2 separate regions of the Homo sapiens genome follow, and region 2 is linked to region 1. Evidence: chromatin loops called from intact Hi-C (ENCODE). Cell type or tissue: sigmoid colon. All regions are shown on one strand. Each heading gives the region's core, and the rest is flanking DNA. Links, peaks and the distances in the headings are about the cores only.

Evidence for each region. Peaks named below come from ENCODE experiments on the same cell type or tissue, not always from the same donor. Only the 100,000 strongest peaks of a DNase experiment are listed, where the experiment ranks them.
Region 2: a loop joins it to region 1, with 4 times the contacts of the local background. A loop is called at or near these places in 1 of 110 quality-filtered maps.

What each region holds. Positions count from the first base shown.
Region 1 is chr10:30,801,154-30,809,480 of GRCh38, reverse strand. No RefSeq gene overlaps it. Among named protein-coding and RNA genes, the nearest start is that of LINC02644, 82 kb to the right of the region's middle. In sigmoid colon, for the core only: no CTCF peak of the experiment used is centred there; DNase peaks (open chromatin) are centred at 4,570, 4,880 and 5,410; H3K27ac peaks cover 929 bases.
Region 2 is chr10:30,740,971-30,749,297 of GRCh38, reverse strand. No RefSeq gene overlaps it. Among named protein-coding and RNA genes, the nearest start is that of LINC02644, 22 kb to the right of the region's middle. In sigmoid colon, for the core only: no CTCF peak of the experiment used is centred there; a DNase peak (open chromatin) is centred at 1,537.

The DNA of each region.
Region 1 (8,327 bases), core at 2,237-7,236:
GCCTGCACAGAGCTTATAGTCCTGGTGGGGACCAAGAAGGACAAGGGATCTGGACAGGACTTTTTGAGACCAGACTTGGAGAACTCCCAGAAGAAACTGCACCCAAACTGAAGCCTGCAAGGAAAGGGTAAGAAGAGGAGAAAGCAGGCCAGGCACAGTGGCTCATGCCTATAATCCGAGCACTTTGGGAGACAGAATCAGATAGATCACCTGAGGTCAGGAGTTTGAGACCAGCCTGGCCAACATATCGAAACACCATCTCTACCAAAAGTACAAAAATTAGCTAGGTGTGGTGGCACGCGCCTGTAATCCCAACACTTCTGGAGGCTGAGACAGGAGAATCGCTTGAACCTGAGAGGTGGAGGTTGCACTGAGCCGAGATGGCGCCACCGCACTCCAGCCTGGGTGACAGAGTGAGACTGCATCTCAAAAAAAAAAAAAAAAAAAAGGAAGCAAAGGAAGCAAAGAAAGCAGAAACCAAGAGAAGGCTCATATAAAAAGAAGAAAGGCACACATCATGTGGATCCAATTAAACTAGAGCTTCTTTCATTTTGGTCAAATTGTAAGTTAATTCCTGCCTTCTGGAGTATTTAATTAAAGGCAAATCCCATAGGCCACCTGTTGTTTTAACCATTTTTTTTTCCTTTGGTGGAGTCACTAGGACCCTTTGGAACAGGGAACATTGAGCAGTAACCGACCATTGGATTCTCCTGGGGGAAATAGGGATTAACAGGAATGATCAACATCTTGTCTTCAGAACATCATAAATTCTTCAATACCAGACCCAAAAAGCATTAGATTTACATCCTTAATTGGAACTCAGGCTACTTGGTAGTCCAGCTTAGACTTCCCACGTGTGTTTTATTTTCTTTATGGAGTCCAAAAAGAAAAAAGCAGACAGACCTCTCCCCATCCTGCTTCCTTCTGCACAGTGCGGCTGTCGGCTGGTTTTCTTTGACTAAATCATTATCTCCTCTCTCTCAGCTTCTTTACTTGAGGGAGGGACATGGCTCGGGTTTCTGCGCTTGTATACCTGATATAACAATTAATTGTATTTCTCGACTGTTGTTGCAGCTTGTGCCTTGGGAGATAATTTGCCAACCCACGGTGTCCATGTGTGGCCCTGGGGCTGAAATTTCCAGCTAGAAGGTGGTCAGCCTGACAGCCACCCTGGGGACCAGGGACCAGGACAATTGGCTTCAACATTGGTGTTTGTATTACTTCACTTCATATTGTCAATATCATCCTATTATCAATCAGCAGCTACCACGACCCCAATAACTGATATAAATTCCAATTAAATGACATAGATTAGGTTCCTGATGCAGGCTGGTCATTATGCCAGGAGAACACAAAGGCCATGTTCCTGTTTCATTCTTACAGCGAACTTCCAGGCCCAGAGAAATCAGGCCTTCCGTGGGGGCTTTGCAGAAAAGAGCTGCACCAGGCCTTTTGGCTCCAGTTCCAGAACCTTCCTCCACCAGAGCTTTGCCAAACTTCACTCGTTCAGGGTCATTATTTGTGCTGTGTCCTCATTCTACCACATACAGTTTTAATGATTTTCGCCATGGCCACTACCACCTATAGTCTGTTGTTTATTCAACCTTTAAAAAAAATTGACTGACATTTTACTTAAATCGGTTTACTTAAAAGTTTCCTATGATACGCTAAATGTGAAAAGTAATGTCATTTGTCAGACCATTAAAAATACAACATAAATTCTAGAGATCTGCTGTTCAACATAGTGCCTAGAATTAATATATGCATTGTGCCCCTACAAAAATTGTTAAGAGAGTAGGCTGGGCATGGTGGCTCATGCTGTAATCCAAGAACATTGGGAGGCCGAGACAGCAGATCACTTGAGGTCAGGAGTTCAAGACCAGCCTGGCCAACATGATGAAACCCCATCTCTACTAAAAAATACAAAATTAGTTGGGCACGGTGGCAGGTGCCTATAGTCCCAGCTACTCAGGAAGCTGAGGCAGAAGAATCACTTGAACCTGGGAGGCAGTGGTTGCAGTTAACCGAGATCATGCCACTGCACTCCAACCTGGGTGACAGAGTGAGACTTGGTCAAAAAAAAAACCACAAAAAATTGTTAAGAGAGTACTCTCGTTAAATGTTCTTACTGCACAAACAGAACAAGACACAGCCCCCCAAAACGAGGAACCTTTTGGAGGTGATGGATGTTTATGACCTCGAGTGTGATGATCTTGCGGGTGTTTGTGTATGTCCAGACTCACCAAATTGCACATATTAAATAAGTGCAGTTCTTTCATATGTCAGTTACACCTCAGTCAAGCTTTTTTAAAAATGCAATGAAGACAAAACAATGTCATTCAAATGCAGCTGTTGCCGGCTGGAGCCTGGAGGCCCAGGATCTGCTCCTGCCAGTGATGAGGAAGGTTGGCCAGGGACACACTAGTGTGAGACAGAGGCTTTTCTCTGATGTCACCAGGGGGACTGGAAGAGAACCGATGAGGGAGCTGTGTCTCATCTGGAATCTTGGGTCCCTGGAGGCCCACTTTCTACTCCTAATGCTGGGGATACTGGTTTCCCCAGCATCCCAGTCCTTGCTGTCCTGGCCACTTGCTTCCCTGTGTTGGATGCAATGGTTGGCCAGGGTATAGGAGATGCCTGTTCACCATGAGGACGTGCTCCCCGAGTGATCCTCTACCCTCTCAGGGTGCAGCTGAGCCTGCACCCTCCTGGCAGGGCCCAAGGCCCCATAGAGGTTGTATCTGAACAGACAAAGTTGCTGTCCCCTCTCCTGCTCCCTCCCCACGGTGGGGAATTCTCTTCAGTCAAACACACCAGCTCTAAGGTTCTGTTGTCATGAGTCTTAGCATCCACACCTCCCACTGCCCTAATGTGTTTTTTTAACCAGGAGTGTTCTGGAAACAGCTCAAGAACTCCAAGGTGAGGCTTTCTACTTGCCCGGTGGGAGTGGGTGGTCAGGGGACAGGTCAGCCTGTCCCTCTGTGACCTGTCACACTCTTGAGGCAGCACCTCCTCTGCCCTCCATGTCTCTAGCTGGCTGAGCATAGGGGACCTCTGTCCTCGAATTCCCAGTGCCTCCCCTCCTACCCCACAGAGGCCCTGCAAGGCTGGGCTGCTGCCTGCCCCTGAGCACTTCCTGGGGTGAGGAGGCCCCTTTGCAAGCAAATGTTTTCAGTGTCCCAGGTGGTTTCATGCTCCATCAGGGACAACAAATGTGATGTCCCTACTTCACTTAGGCCCACTCCTAGGTGAGACCTCGTTGTGTCGTGCTTAAATTGGTGGGAAATCTAGAATCCACGTCCTGGGCCTTTCAGAGTGGGAGATGCACAGAAATGAAACAAAGGTCAGCTCTGGGGTGATGGTAGGACCTCAGACAAGTGTTTCCACAGCCCTTTACAGTGACCACCCCTCCTCGCTACTGAGGGGTGTGTGCCTCCCAGGGGCTTGTTGAGAGAATGAGGAGGTGACTCGCCAAATTGACAGAGTCAGGCCTCCACCCCAGCATTGGATTCCCAAGCCCCTGCTCTCTTACTGAGGGGCACACAAACTCACTCCACCTGCAGGTCATATTTTAGCTCTTAGTGAAATGCTAACACGATTCCCTTAGATTATGATGCCAAAAATGGAGATGAACTCCATTTTTCCTTGTCCAACAGGTGCTTTGCTAAGCTGATCTGGCCCATGGGTCCCAGGCTTGCCTCAGAAAAGAGAAGGAGCAAAGGCGAGGCCAAGAATCACAGTTCTTTTTGATTGAACTTGAGACTTTGAAAATAAATAATAATGCCCCCCTGCCTTTTTTTTCTGGAGATGGAGTGTTGCTCTGTCTCCCAGGCTGGAGTGCAGTGCTGTGATCATAGCTCACTGCAACCTTGAACTCCTGGGCTCAAGCCATCCTCCTGCCTTAGCCTCCTGAGTAGCTAGGACTACAGGTACACACCACCACACCTGTCTAATTTTTTTTTATTTTTAGTTTTTATAGAGATGAAGTCTTGTTTTGTTGCCCAGGCTGGTCTCCAACTCATGGCCTTAAGCAATCCTCCTACCTCAGCCTCCCAGAGTGCTGGGATCACAGACGCAAGCTACCGTGCCTGGCTCAAAAATGCCTTTTCCTGTCAGTCTTAGGTCAGTCGCACGCTGAGGGCTTGGTATGGGGGACTGGATGAATCTGGAAAATGTTGGTGTTGTGAAGTCTGCACCAAGCGCCGGGGCCCTGTAGAAAGCTCACCTTGATCCACTAGGGCCACACTCTGCTCCATGCCAACCACCCCAGCAGTGACAATGCAGGCCATGGGCTCAGCTGTCCAGCAGATACCGGGTGGACCCAGGGCAGCCTTCAGGACCCCTGGAATGACTTGTGCCGACGTGGGACATGGAGATGAGCAGGAAGCCCCAACATGCAACTGTTCTGATTTATAGTTCCAAGACTTTAATAACGCAGCTCTTTGACACAAAACATAGTAATGGCTACTTGGATCTGTTTCAATGTATCATGTCACCCTTTGCTTTGGAGATGTTACAAAGCTGTTATGGACACCATCCAGGGTCTGGTTTTACAAGTGTGTTGCTTAGAAGTGCAACTGTGTGTTGGCTCGGCTGATGTTCAAATCTTTGGAGGAGTTTAGTGGGGAGGAAGATTAAAGTGACTATAAAACCACAATCTATGTACAAAATGTATCATGGATTTTAATTTGAGAGCTGTTCTTTTTTTTTTTTTTTCCTCTTGCCTCATACAGCTTGAGGCAATGGTTTCTAGAAGAGTCTTTTGTTTGCATTTAAAGCTGCTCTGGAGAAACACTGTTTTCAACGTTTCTGTGGGTCATAAAACGGTTGGTCTGAGTCCTGGCTGGGTACCCTGGGTGACGCAGGCGTGGGTTGAGGACTGGAGAGCACATGTCCTTTGTGGAGGAGTCCTCACCACAGACAGGAGGCTGCCTGCTGGAGACAGGGCCCTGCCGGGGGTGGCCCAGAGGCTGCCAATCATGGAGCTCCAGCACCTCATATGTGCTGGGTGCATCTCCTTCCCTGGCTTCAAGTTAAAGAAATTTGGGTCCTAGGGTTTTGTTTTGTTTTGTTTCATCCTAAAACGTGAACCTTCCAGTGTGGCCTTTAGACATGAATTTCGTAAATGATTCTGACCTTCTGGGTCTCCAGTTGCTTCGAAGGGAGTTTGGAGCATGGAGGACAGTATCGGGAGGCCACAAGGGCAGGAGTGTCAGTTTCCTGTTGATGATGCCAACACATCATGCCTCTGCACGTCCCGTCCTCTTCCTGTTCTGTGGGAGGTGAGATTCCCATATGTGATGTATTGCTGTTGCATATCAGGCTGGGCGATGGGTCTTGCTTCACAGGCAGAAGGTCAGCTTTCCCAAGCCAGACACTGTCCCTTCCATCTCCTTTTCATGCCCAAATGGTAAGAGGACTCAATACACAATCTGGATTGAATTAAAAGTCCAGGACCCAGCGTTCCTGCCTGAGACATCTGGGCCTGGAGGAGGAATGCAAGCACAGCTGCCAAGTGCCTGGGAGAAGAGTGTGGTCAACACTTGCTGTTTCTGTCTTCATTAGAAAACCCTACACTGGAGGGCAACCTGCAGGCTTCAAAGGCCACATCCCACAGCCTCAGGGGCTGCCCTCCTGCTGCCTCTAACTCAGGTGAGAGGACCTTCAGCACCCATTTCCACCCTCATGGGTTAACCTGGCGATCTAAGCCCCGCGGGACCCTTCAATTCCAGTCCAAGTTCCGATCTCAGCTTGGCTTGGAGTTCAGAGTAAGTTCTGTCCTGAACATGAAAACCACAAAAATCTCCATCCGGAGAGGGTTCAAGAATTTATTTACTCAGGAAATGTCTACTAGACGTTGGAGTATGTTAAAAGACCTCCATGCTGGGCTGAGAGTCAGCTCACCTGAGTCCAGTTCTGCTTCCCACCTGTATTCATTTGCTAGGGCTGTCATGACAAAGCACCAGAGACCAGGATGTTAACCAACAGAAATTGATCGTCTCAGCATTCTGGAGTCCAGAAGTCCAAGATCAAGGTGTTGCATGGTGGGTTCCTCCTGAGAGCCATGAGGGACAATCTGTTTCATGCCACTGTCCTAGATTCTGGTACTTTGCTGGCAATCTTTGGTATTCCTTGGCTTGTAGAAGCATCAACCCAACCTCTGGCTTCGTGATCACATGTTCCCCCTGCAAGCATGTCTGTGTCTGTGTCCAAACTCTCCCTTCTTGTAAGAATACCAGTCATATTCAGCCAGTCAGTTGGATTCGGGCCTGTCCTAATGACCTCACCTTAATTAATTACATCCAACAGTGACCCTATTTCCAAATAAGGTCATGTTCTGAAGCACTGGAGGTTAGGACTTCAACACATGAACTTGGGGGATGCAATTACTTAACACCACCTTATCTCTGAGACCTTGGACGAGTGGGTGAATATTTCTTTTCTCCACCTGTGACATTTTTGATCTTTAAGATTCTTTTCTAGTTCTTAAGCACAGTCACTTTTAAAGTCTTTAGAGTATGATGGTCTATTTTTTTTTTTTTGAGACAGAGTCTCGCTCTGTTGCCCAGGCCGGAGTGCAGTGGCACGATCTCGGCTCACTGCAAGCTCCGCCTCCCAGGTTCACGCCATTCTCCTGCCTTGGCCTCCCAAATAGCTGGGACTACAGGTGCCCGCCACCACGCCCAGCTAATTTTTTGTATTTTTAGTAGAGACGGGGTTTCACCGTGTTAGCCGGGACGGTCTCGATCTCCTGACCTCGTGATCCGCCCACCTTGGCCTCCCAAAGTGCTGGGATTACAGGCGTGAGCCACCGCGCCTGGCCTGATGGTCTATTTCATTTTCACTGTCAGTGGTCTCCAAACAATTCTTTTCATGGAATGTCACTTTTAAAAACACTTTATCCAGGCTTTAAGAAATTTATCATTTCCTGCCTTTGACCGTAGTTATTTGCATGAGTGATATTAAATATATTTAATGATCTGTCAAGGGTCCAGCTAATCAAATGGCCACGGGTCATTTTGGCCACCCTGAGACATGATGGAGTCTCCTGGTGTGTACTGGCTGAATCCCAGTCCTGCTCACTTTTGTATTTGCCTTAGCTCTCCTTTTAGACTTCATATTCTTCCTCCAAAAATTAGTTTTTTCTGATTTTAAAATAAATATGGAATTATTATGTAAGGTTTTAAGGAATAAAATAAAAATCTAGGCTGGGCACAGTGGCTGACACCTGTAATCCAGCACTTAGGGAGGCCGAGGTGGGTACATGGCTTGAGCCCAGGAGTTGGAGACCAACCTGGGCAACATGGTAAAACCCCATCTCTACTAAAAACACAAAAATTAGCCGGGCGTGGTAATGGGCACCTGTAGTCCCAGCTACTTGGGAAGCTGAGGCAGGAGAATCACCTGAACCTGGGAGATGGAGACTGCAGTGATCCGAGATGGCGCTACTGCACTCCAGCCTGGGAAACAGAGCCAGACCCTGTCTCAAAAAACAAACAAGCAAACAAACAAAAAACTACAATAACACTTTACTGATACATTTGGTATCAAAGCATTGTAATATATATTCTGCTTTTTCTGTATTCTCTCCTAAATATTTTTGTAGACATTAAGTACTTTTCAAAAACATGATTTATATTTTTGCAAAATATTCTATTCTCTGGATGAACCATTTCCATATTTTTAGTATTGCAAATCAAGCTGTTGCTAACATTACTGTACTCAAGCTTTCTGCACATCTCTAATTGCTTACTGAGGTGAAGCTCTTTAGGGTGGAATTATTGAACCAAAGTTTACATAGTTTCATATGTTTTATCAAACTGCCCTCCAAGAAAGTGGGGAAAATGAATACTCATACCAGTGACATCTGAAATTGCTTTTGTTTTTTATAAGGATATTTTCTCTTTTCTTATTGATTTTTAAGAACTCTTGTTGTATATAGTTAGGATATTAAATCTCTTTCTAGCATACATGTTGAAAATATGAACTTCGAACTTCTTAAAGGGCCCATGCCTTCTCAAATGTGTCTCTCCCACAATACTGAGTTCTATGACTTGTGCATGTAACACCCAGCAAATATCCAAAGAATGTAAAGGAACAACTCTTGCCATTAAGAGGCGAGGCTGAAGCAGGAGAATGGCTTGAACCCGGGAGGCAGAGGTTGCAGGGAGGCGAGATCATGCCACTGCACTCCAGCCTGGGCGATAGAGGGAGACTGTCCCCCCCAAAAAAAAAAAAAAAGTTTTATTGCAATATAAACCACACTCCATACAATGTGCCTGGTTAAAGTACACAATTCAATGGCTTTTCGTATATTCACAGAGTCA
Region 2 (8,327 bases), core at 1,191-6,190, 59 kb after region 1:
TAGCTACTTGGGAGGCTGAGATGGGAGGATCACTTGAGTCCAAGAGTTCGAGGTTGCAGTGAGCTGTAATCGCAACATTTCATTCTAGCCTGGGCAAAAGAGTGAGACCCTGTCTTTTAAAAGGCACAGGGGAGGGTGGGAGTAGGGAATTACTATATTGAGTTAAGAGAGGCTGAAAACTGTGAGGCTGCTGTGTGACCTGAGAGCCACATCATGAGAATCTAGTGCTTGGAAAGTACTAGATGTTAGGATAAGTCTCCATAGCCTCAGAGGAGCCTGAGACCTTGTGAGAAGGGTGACTTAGAGCCTAGGTCCTGCCTGACTGCCATTCTCAAAGGATGCTTAGCTCCTGTGCACTTTGCCAGCACACTGTGCACAAGTTCATGTAGCTGTTGAAGAGAATCAGTGAAACCAGGGTCCCGGGATGCTTTCCTTCTGGTTCCAGCTGCAGCAGAGTACACAGGCCACAGTGCTTATACCCCAGGGGTGGGCCCAGAGCCTCCAGAGTGGGAGATTCATGACACGGCTCTGTCTCCTGCAGTGATGTCATGCTCTCCTTTCAGCTAGATTTTAATTTCCAGGGAGAGCTTGCTAAGTTCACTGTCAGGATGCTTGTCCATGGGGCTGGAAGGCCCAGCCTCGATCAGCAGCACAGCATCTACTGAACCACGGTTAACTGTTGTCTTTCTGTATTGAAGGGGGTGGGGAGTGAAATCAGGCCTTGCCTGTCATGACATGGCCAGTGTTGGGAACAAAGCTTATCTTGGTCATTTATCATTTCCTCTTTGTTTTTCCATTTGGGAAGTAAGAAATTAAATTGTATCTAAAGAGAATCTCCTTCCAAGGTCTTCCTCTGAAAATCATTCTGGGACTAGAAAGGGTTTTTCCTATGCTCCGGGCAATAAAGCTTTTAAGACTGATGACATTGACAAAATTCTCTGAGTGACACGCAGGAGGCAACATAATCCTTCTGGTAGGAAAAACATCAGTCCAATAAGCAGATAACATATTGCCTGTTCCTCTGTAAATAAAACAGGACACATCAATTTCTCTTCTGCCTGTGAATGATGACCAATTTATCAAGTGTACACTGAATAATGACTTTCCGTGGGGACAGCAGCTCTTAAGATAAAGTGTTACTGCTCTAGCTACATTATTATAAACAACATCCAATTTATGGAGTTGGGAAGCAGATGCATTTCTCAGTCATATGTCACTATTATCTAGAACGAGCCATAAAATCTAGGCTGTCGCATATTTTCTGGCTGCAAACTTCAAGCAATTAATAGTCCTACAAAGCGGTCTTGATCACAGACCAATTTAGAAATTAGTTGTTCAATATGATGATTAAATTCTAGAGCTGGAACTTGCGATGGCCAACTGTGACAAATCTTATACAACTTTTCAGACGGAAGGAACTGTTTGAGACGCTGGGAGTTTTTGGTGAATTTCAAATGAGGTACCTTCACCTCAAGAGTGTGCTGTGATCTGGCCCAGCCTTCGAGAGGAGGATGAGTCACCGGCATTTTCCTGCATCCAAATGCCGTGTCTGGTCCCCAACCCCTGAGTCAGTGTTAGGGAGGCAGCAGACACACAGCAGACGCACCCTTCGCTCTGATGGAGGACAGTGTCCACACTGCTCTCCTGCCAGGTCTTTTTTTTTTTTTTTTTTTTTTGAGACAGGGTCTCGCCCTGTCACCCAGGCTGGTGTGCAGTGGTCCAGTCACGGCTCACTGCAGCCTCAAACTTCTGGGCTTAAGCCATCCTCCCATCTCAGCCTCCCAAGTAGGTGGGACTATAGGCGTGCACCACCATGCCAGGCTAAGTGTGTGTGTGTGTGTTTGTGTGTATTTTTAGTAGAGACAGAGTTTTGCCATATTGCCCAGGCTGGTCTCAAACTCCTGGGGCTCAAGTGATCCGCCTGCCTTGGCCTCCCAAAGTGCTGAGATTATAGGCATGAGCCACTGCGCCCAGCCAAGAACTTTCATTACCACCCTGCCTTTTTCCCCAGCTTAGGGAAGACATAGAAAGCTATAAGTTGGCAGGACCTTAAGTGAGAACTAGGAGATATAAGACGGTGGGAGAACAAACCTTGGAATAAGATTTGAAAATGTGACCCTGTGCAGTGTGAAGCCTATGCCACCAGAAACAGAGTGGAAAGAGTGATAAGTGCTGGGGACATTGTTGCTCACTAATAGGTTATTTTAAACATAGGGGTAGGACCACGCTTCGCACTGTCATCTGTAATGTGTGAACAAAAATAGTTTTGTGGCCGGGCGCAGTGGCTCACGCCTGTAATCCCAGCACTTTGGGAGACCGAAGTGGGTGGATCACCTGAGGTCAGGAGTTTGAGACCAGCCTGGCCAACATGGTGAAACCCCGTCTCCACTGAAAATACAAAAAACTTGCTGGGAGTGGTGCCGCATGCCTGTAATCCCAGCTACTTGGGAGGCTGAGGCAGGAGAATTGCTTGAACCCAGGAGGCAGAGATTGAAGTGAGCCGAGACTGCGCCATTGCACTCCAGCCTCGGCAACAAGAGCGAAACTCCGTCTGGAAAAAAAAAAAAAGTTTTGTTCTAGCCGGATGCAGTGGCTCACGCTTGTAATCCCAGCACTTTTGGAGGTCAAGGTGGGTGGATCACTTGAGCACAGTAGTTCACGACCCGCCTGGGTAACATAGCAAAACCCCGTCTCTACAAAAAAATACAAAAATGAACTGAGCGTGGTGGCACATGACTGTAGCTCCAGCTACTTGTAGGGCTGAGGCAGGAAGATCACTTGCTCCTGGGAAGTGAGGCTGCAGTGAGCAGAGATCATGCCACTGCACTGCAGCTTGGGTGACAGAGTTAGACCCTGTCTCAAAAGAAAAAAATAGTTTTGCTCTGTCATTTGGTTGACAAAACCTATTTCAGCACTCCATTTGCCTTGAAATACGTCTATTTATTTCTGTGGTTATTCAGAAGTGCTGTCTTTTGTGCATCTGTGGGCTGCTCAGGACGGCGATGCAGTCTGAAGATGGATTTCACTATATTGAACGTGTACTATTGCATTTAAAATTAGAGACAAGAGAAAAGAAACCACCACTCACTGATGACAAGTGTCTGGTGAAATGGACACTTGTACAGGCTGCTTGTAAAAGTACATTCTGTTATGAGACATGGGAAAAACAATTTGGCAGTAAGTATCAAAACCTGTGTTGTGGGCGCTCATGTAATCCTAGCACTTTGGGATGCTGAGGCAGGAGTTTGAGACCAGCCTGGGCAACATAGTGAGACACTGTCTCTACAAAAAGTTTAAAAATTTAGCTAGATGTTGCCCAGGCGCAGTGGCTCATGCCTGTAATCCCAGCACTTTGGGAGGCTGAGGCGGGCAGATCAGATGGTTTCAGGATGGGGGCTAGTCACAGAAAGACCAAACGTTGTTTAGAAACCTGGAACTTTCAGCCTCGCCCTCCAAGCTCTGGGGAGAGCTGAGGAGCTGGAGATTGAGTTAATAATCCATCTTGCTGCCGGGCGTGGTGGTTCACACCTGTAATCCCAGTACTCTGGGAGGCCAAGGCGGACAGATCACAAGGTCAGGAGATGGATAACATCCTGGGCAACATGGCGACAAAACCCCGTCTCCACTAAAAAAATACAAAAATTAGCTGGGAGTGGTGGCACATGCCTGTAATCTTAGCTACTCGGGAGGCTGAGGCATGAGAATCGCTTGAACCCATGAGGCAGAGATTACAGTGAGCGGAGATTGCGCCACTGCACTCCAGCCTGGCGACAGAGGTAGACTCCGTCTCAAAAAAAAAAAAAAAAAAAAAAAGCTAGATGTCATGGTGTGTACCTGTAGTTCCAGCTACTCAGGAGACTGAGGCGGGAGGATCCCTTGAGCCCAGGAGTACGAGGCTGCAGTGAGCTAGGATCGTACCACTGCACTCTAGCCTGGGCGACAGAGTGAGACCTGTTTCTAAAAAACAAACAAAAAATCCTATCTCCTTTGACTCAGCCATTTCCCTTCTAGGATTTATTCTGTTTTTTTCTGTTTTTTTTTTTTTTTTTTTTTTTTTTTGTTGTTGTTGTTGTTGTTGTTGTTTTGAGATGGAATCTCGTTCTGTCTCCCAGGCTGGAGGGCAGTGGTGCGATCTCGGCTCACTGCAAGCTCCGCCTCCCGGGTTCACGCCATTCTCCTGCCTCAGCCTCCCAAGTAGCTGGAACTACAGGCGCCTGCCACCACTCCCGGCTAATTTTTTGTATTTTTAGTAGAGATGGGGTTTCACCGTGTTACCAGGATGGTCTCTATCTCCTGACCTCGTGATCTGCCCGCCTCGGCCTCCCAAAGTGCTGGGATTACAGGTGTGAGCCACCGCGCCCAGCCTCCTTCTAGGATTTGTTTTAAGGAAAAAAGTTAGTGGAGAGTTGCTGAGTACAGCACCACTTGCACTGTCAAAATTTGTACAGAAAACACATGTCCAGCATAAGGGGACTGGTTAAGTAAGTATTGAGACATCCATGAAATGTGACAATACACAGTCCCACAAATCATGTTGTGGAATGTGTTTTGGATCCATTGCTTAATGCAAAAAGTCACTTAAAAAACATTGTATCATGTGATCTCAATTTTACAAGAGAAGGATACACTGTGTATGCTTGGAGGAAAAGAATCACCAAAATATTTACAGTGACTATCTCTGCATGTTCAGAGAGGGCCTGATCTTTAATTTTTCTCCTCTGTGCTTTTCCTAATATTCTACCATAAACATACATTATGTTTGTTATCAGAGAGAAAGAAACAATGGGATTGTTGAAGAACCTCAGCCAGGGAAGTTAGCAGAATTCTTATAAAGACTAGAAGAATTTATACAGGATATTGGACTATTATATCATATTATATTATATTATATCATGCTGTAAGGTTCTGCAGTCACAAGGGGATGGGAGGGGAACTTCTTAGCAGTTCTATTTATGATCAGATGATCTTGGGGAAATACAGCGAAGGAAAACCAGGGTCAGCTGAGCCCAGGGAATTTTCTAAAGAGCATCATTTATGATGATCACATCTTGGAAAGAAGATGTAAGAAGTGTACTGGATATGTTTTGGTTTAGAGTTCATCATAAATTGGAGAGAAATAGTAGACTTGGATATCCCATAAAATAGCTCTGAATCCTGGTAGGATTAATTAAATCTCTATCCATGCAAGATAAAGTGGTGAAGCAAATCCTAACTGGGCCTCTGTTGCCTAGAATGGGTCTTGTGCTTAAAAACAACAACAACATACAAGAAGAAAGGAACCTGGCCTTGGAGCTGGAGTTGGTGATCTACATCCACCCTGGTTGGAGGCTCCATGAGACCCAGCCCTACACCCCCAGGTCTATCCGGAAAGAAGCCACGGCAAGGATGGTAGAGGTCGTCCTCATCAAGGAGGTTCCATTAACACCATCTCCTTTGTCAGCCACACCCATCCACCTGTGTGTGTGCCTGTATGCATGGGTGCCAGCCACAGGCATCACTTGTGTGTGTGTGCCAGCCATGCCCATCCAAGTGTGTGTGCACATGCCAACCACAGTCTATCTGTGTGCATGCATGTGTGCTGGCCATAGTCCAGACTGTGTGGGTTTTGCTTTGGCACCAGACTGGGAATCCCAGAATGGGGCAGCTGTGGGACCACTGCCTTGTTCCCTGTACCTTCATAAACAGCTGTTTCCTTATTTCATGCTGTAGCATGCTCAATACCTTAGAATCGTGAGTGTTGCTTAGGGGGACAAGTAATTGTGTTACTCCTTCCCCACCCAAACTCCTCTTGGTATTTCTCACCAAAGTGCAACTAGCATTAGAGCATGGGATTGTTGCATGGGATTGCCCCAACACTGAAGCCCTTTTAGGTTCCCTGGCCCTCCTAGTGAATACAGTAGGACCCTTTCTGATCCTATGACAGTAGGACGCTTTCTGATCCTGTGATAACCCCAAATGCCCCTACCACTCTTTCAAAGCCATGTGGGAGCCATGCTGAAATGACAGGTGTGATATCCAAATTGAATTGGATTAGCTCAAAAAGCCTTCAGGCCCGAATCCTCTCCCAATCTGTGACCTCTCCTCCAAGTGCCTGAGAATGACTGAGTGTCACACATTTGCGTGATGGCTTTCCTGTTGGTGACCTGTAGCTTTGAAATACTCCGTGCTTCCGACAACATATATCTGTGGATATTTGGAACGTGTGGCTTTGACCAATTTTGGGATCCCATAAATCTTAGAATATCAGAAGAGGAATCAAGGACCCAATATTTTAACTCACTCATTTATTCATTCATTCATCAGTCAGGATTTGTTAAGGACACACTGTGTTAGGCACTGGAGCTCAACAATGAGCACAGAAATGAGTCAAGCAATCACATTAATAATATGTCATTGCAAACAGGGATGCATGCTCTGAGGAAAGAAAAGAATAAGTTAGAGGGGAGTTTGTCTTAAAGGAACTGCCCAGACTGAGCAGTCAGAGATGGTTTTTCACTAAGTGATGTTTGAGTGAGATCTCAAGGCAAAGCAGGGGCTGGCTAGACGAAGGGGAGTTGTGGTGGCATTTGATCATTCTAGATGGAAGACAGAGCCTGTGCGATGGCCTGTGTGCAAGGGCTGCCAGGGCGTGGGAGGAACTGAAAGGAGCCAGTGTGGTTGAACACAGAGAACCAGGGGCATTTGAATAAGGGCCTTATGGGCTTCTTACGGAATTGGAGTTTTTAAAAGAGCAATGGGGAGCCCCTGGGGGCCTTTAAACAGAGGTGCTAGGACCAGATATGCATTTTGGAAAGATGATCATAGATGCAGTATGGGGATTAGATTAGAAGAGAATCTGACTAGATCCAAAGGGAAATCTTCCACCCTTTTCAGAGCAAGAGATGAACACAGCCTGGACTAAGGGGGTGGCAGTGGACCAGGCAGTGAACTATGGGTAGACTTATGAGATCTTGAGGAGGTAAAATGATTGGTGCTTGGAGATGCATTGGTTTGAGTGATGAGAATAAAGGAAATGATAAGGATGATTTTCAGTTTTCTTGTTGGGCAACTTCCAGAATGGAGGTTGATGCCATGCATGCCACTGGGACCTCAGAAGGGATCAATCACATGGAGCTGGCCGGGAGGGCTGGGAAGAAATCATAAGTCCACCATTGGACAAGTTGGGCTTCACTTGTCTTTGAGACCATTTAAGGAGAAGTCAAATAGGGAATTACCTTGGTGGAGGGAGGGGCAGGAACAGGGCGGAGACAAGAGAAGATATGGCCATGGTGGACTTGCAGGTCTCTGTGAACCTTGATTTTCTGTCCTGTTTTCCTTTTCTGGATGGTTCTGCTAGATGATGGGGTGGCTGTCCAGTGTGACAAGCAGCAAGGGAGGCTCAAGTATCACGGGCAGGAGGAGAACAAGAACTAAAACTCCTTAAAGATTGTGCGCAAAATAAGATTAAAAGTATAATTGTCCCTCCGTATCCATGGGGGCTGGTTCCAGGACCCCCGCAGGTACCAAATTCCTTAAATGCTCACGTCTCTGATAAAATGGTGTCCTATTTGCACACAACCTGTCCACATGCTCTGTATACTTTAAATCATCTCTAGATTACTTATGATACCTCATACAATGTAAGTGCTTTGTAGATAGTTGCTATACTATATGGTTTAGGGAATAATGACAAGAAAAAAGAAGCCTGTGCATGTTCAGTATGACACAAACATCCATTTTTTTCCCAGAATATTTTCAAACCATGGTTGATTGTAGCCACAGATGTGGAATCTGCAGATACTGAAGGCTGACTGTCATATGTCCTTTGGAAACCTGAAATAATAGCATCACCTGTTGACAGTCTAGGACCTTTCAAAGATCTAGCAATACTGATGAATTAGAGATTTAAATTTTTTTTTAATGTTTACAAGCATTCTGACTCATTAAGACCCTCTGACATGACCTCAATGGCTTGACTTGTTGGGAAAGATAGCCTGGCCTTTCCTAATACGAGGTGAAGACCTATATAGCTCCAAAGGAAGGTTCTCGGACATGTCCCTGATCACTTTTTGCCCCTGCCTGAGGCCATTCATTAATGAGATTGTGTTGAGGAAGGAAAAGAATAGATTAAAGGAAATATCACAGATGTTTCCCTCACTCCCTGGGAGTGACTTCCTGGTCACTTTGAAGTTTAGATGGTGGGGTATTTTCCAACACTAATAACCAATTATCTGATTCTCTAAACACCAACTGAGTGTTCAAAAATTTAACTCAGTTCCTGCGTTAGTTTGCTAAGGATGATGGCCTCCAGCTCCACACATGTCCCTGCAAAGTGCATGATCTCATTC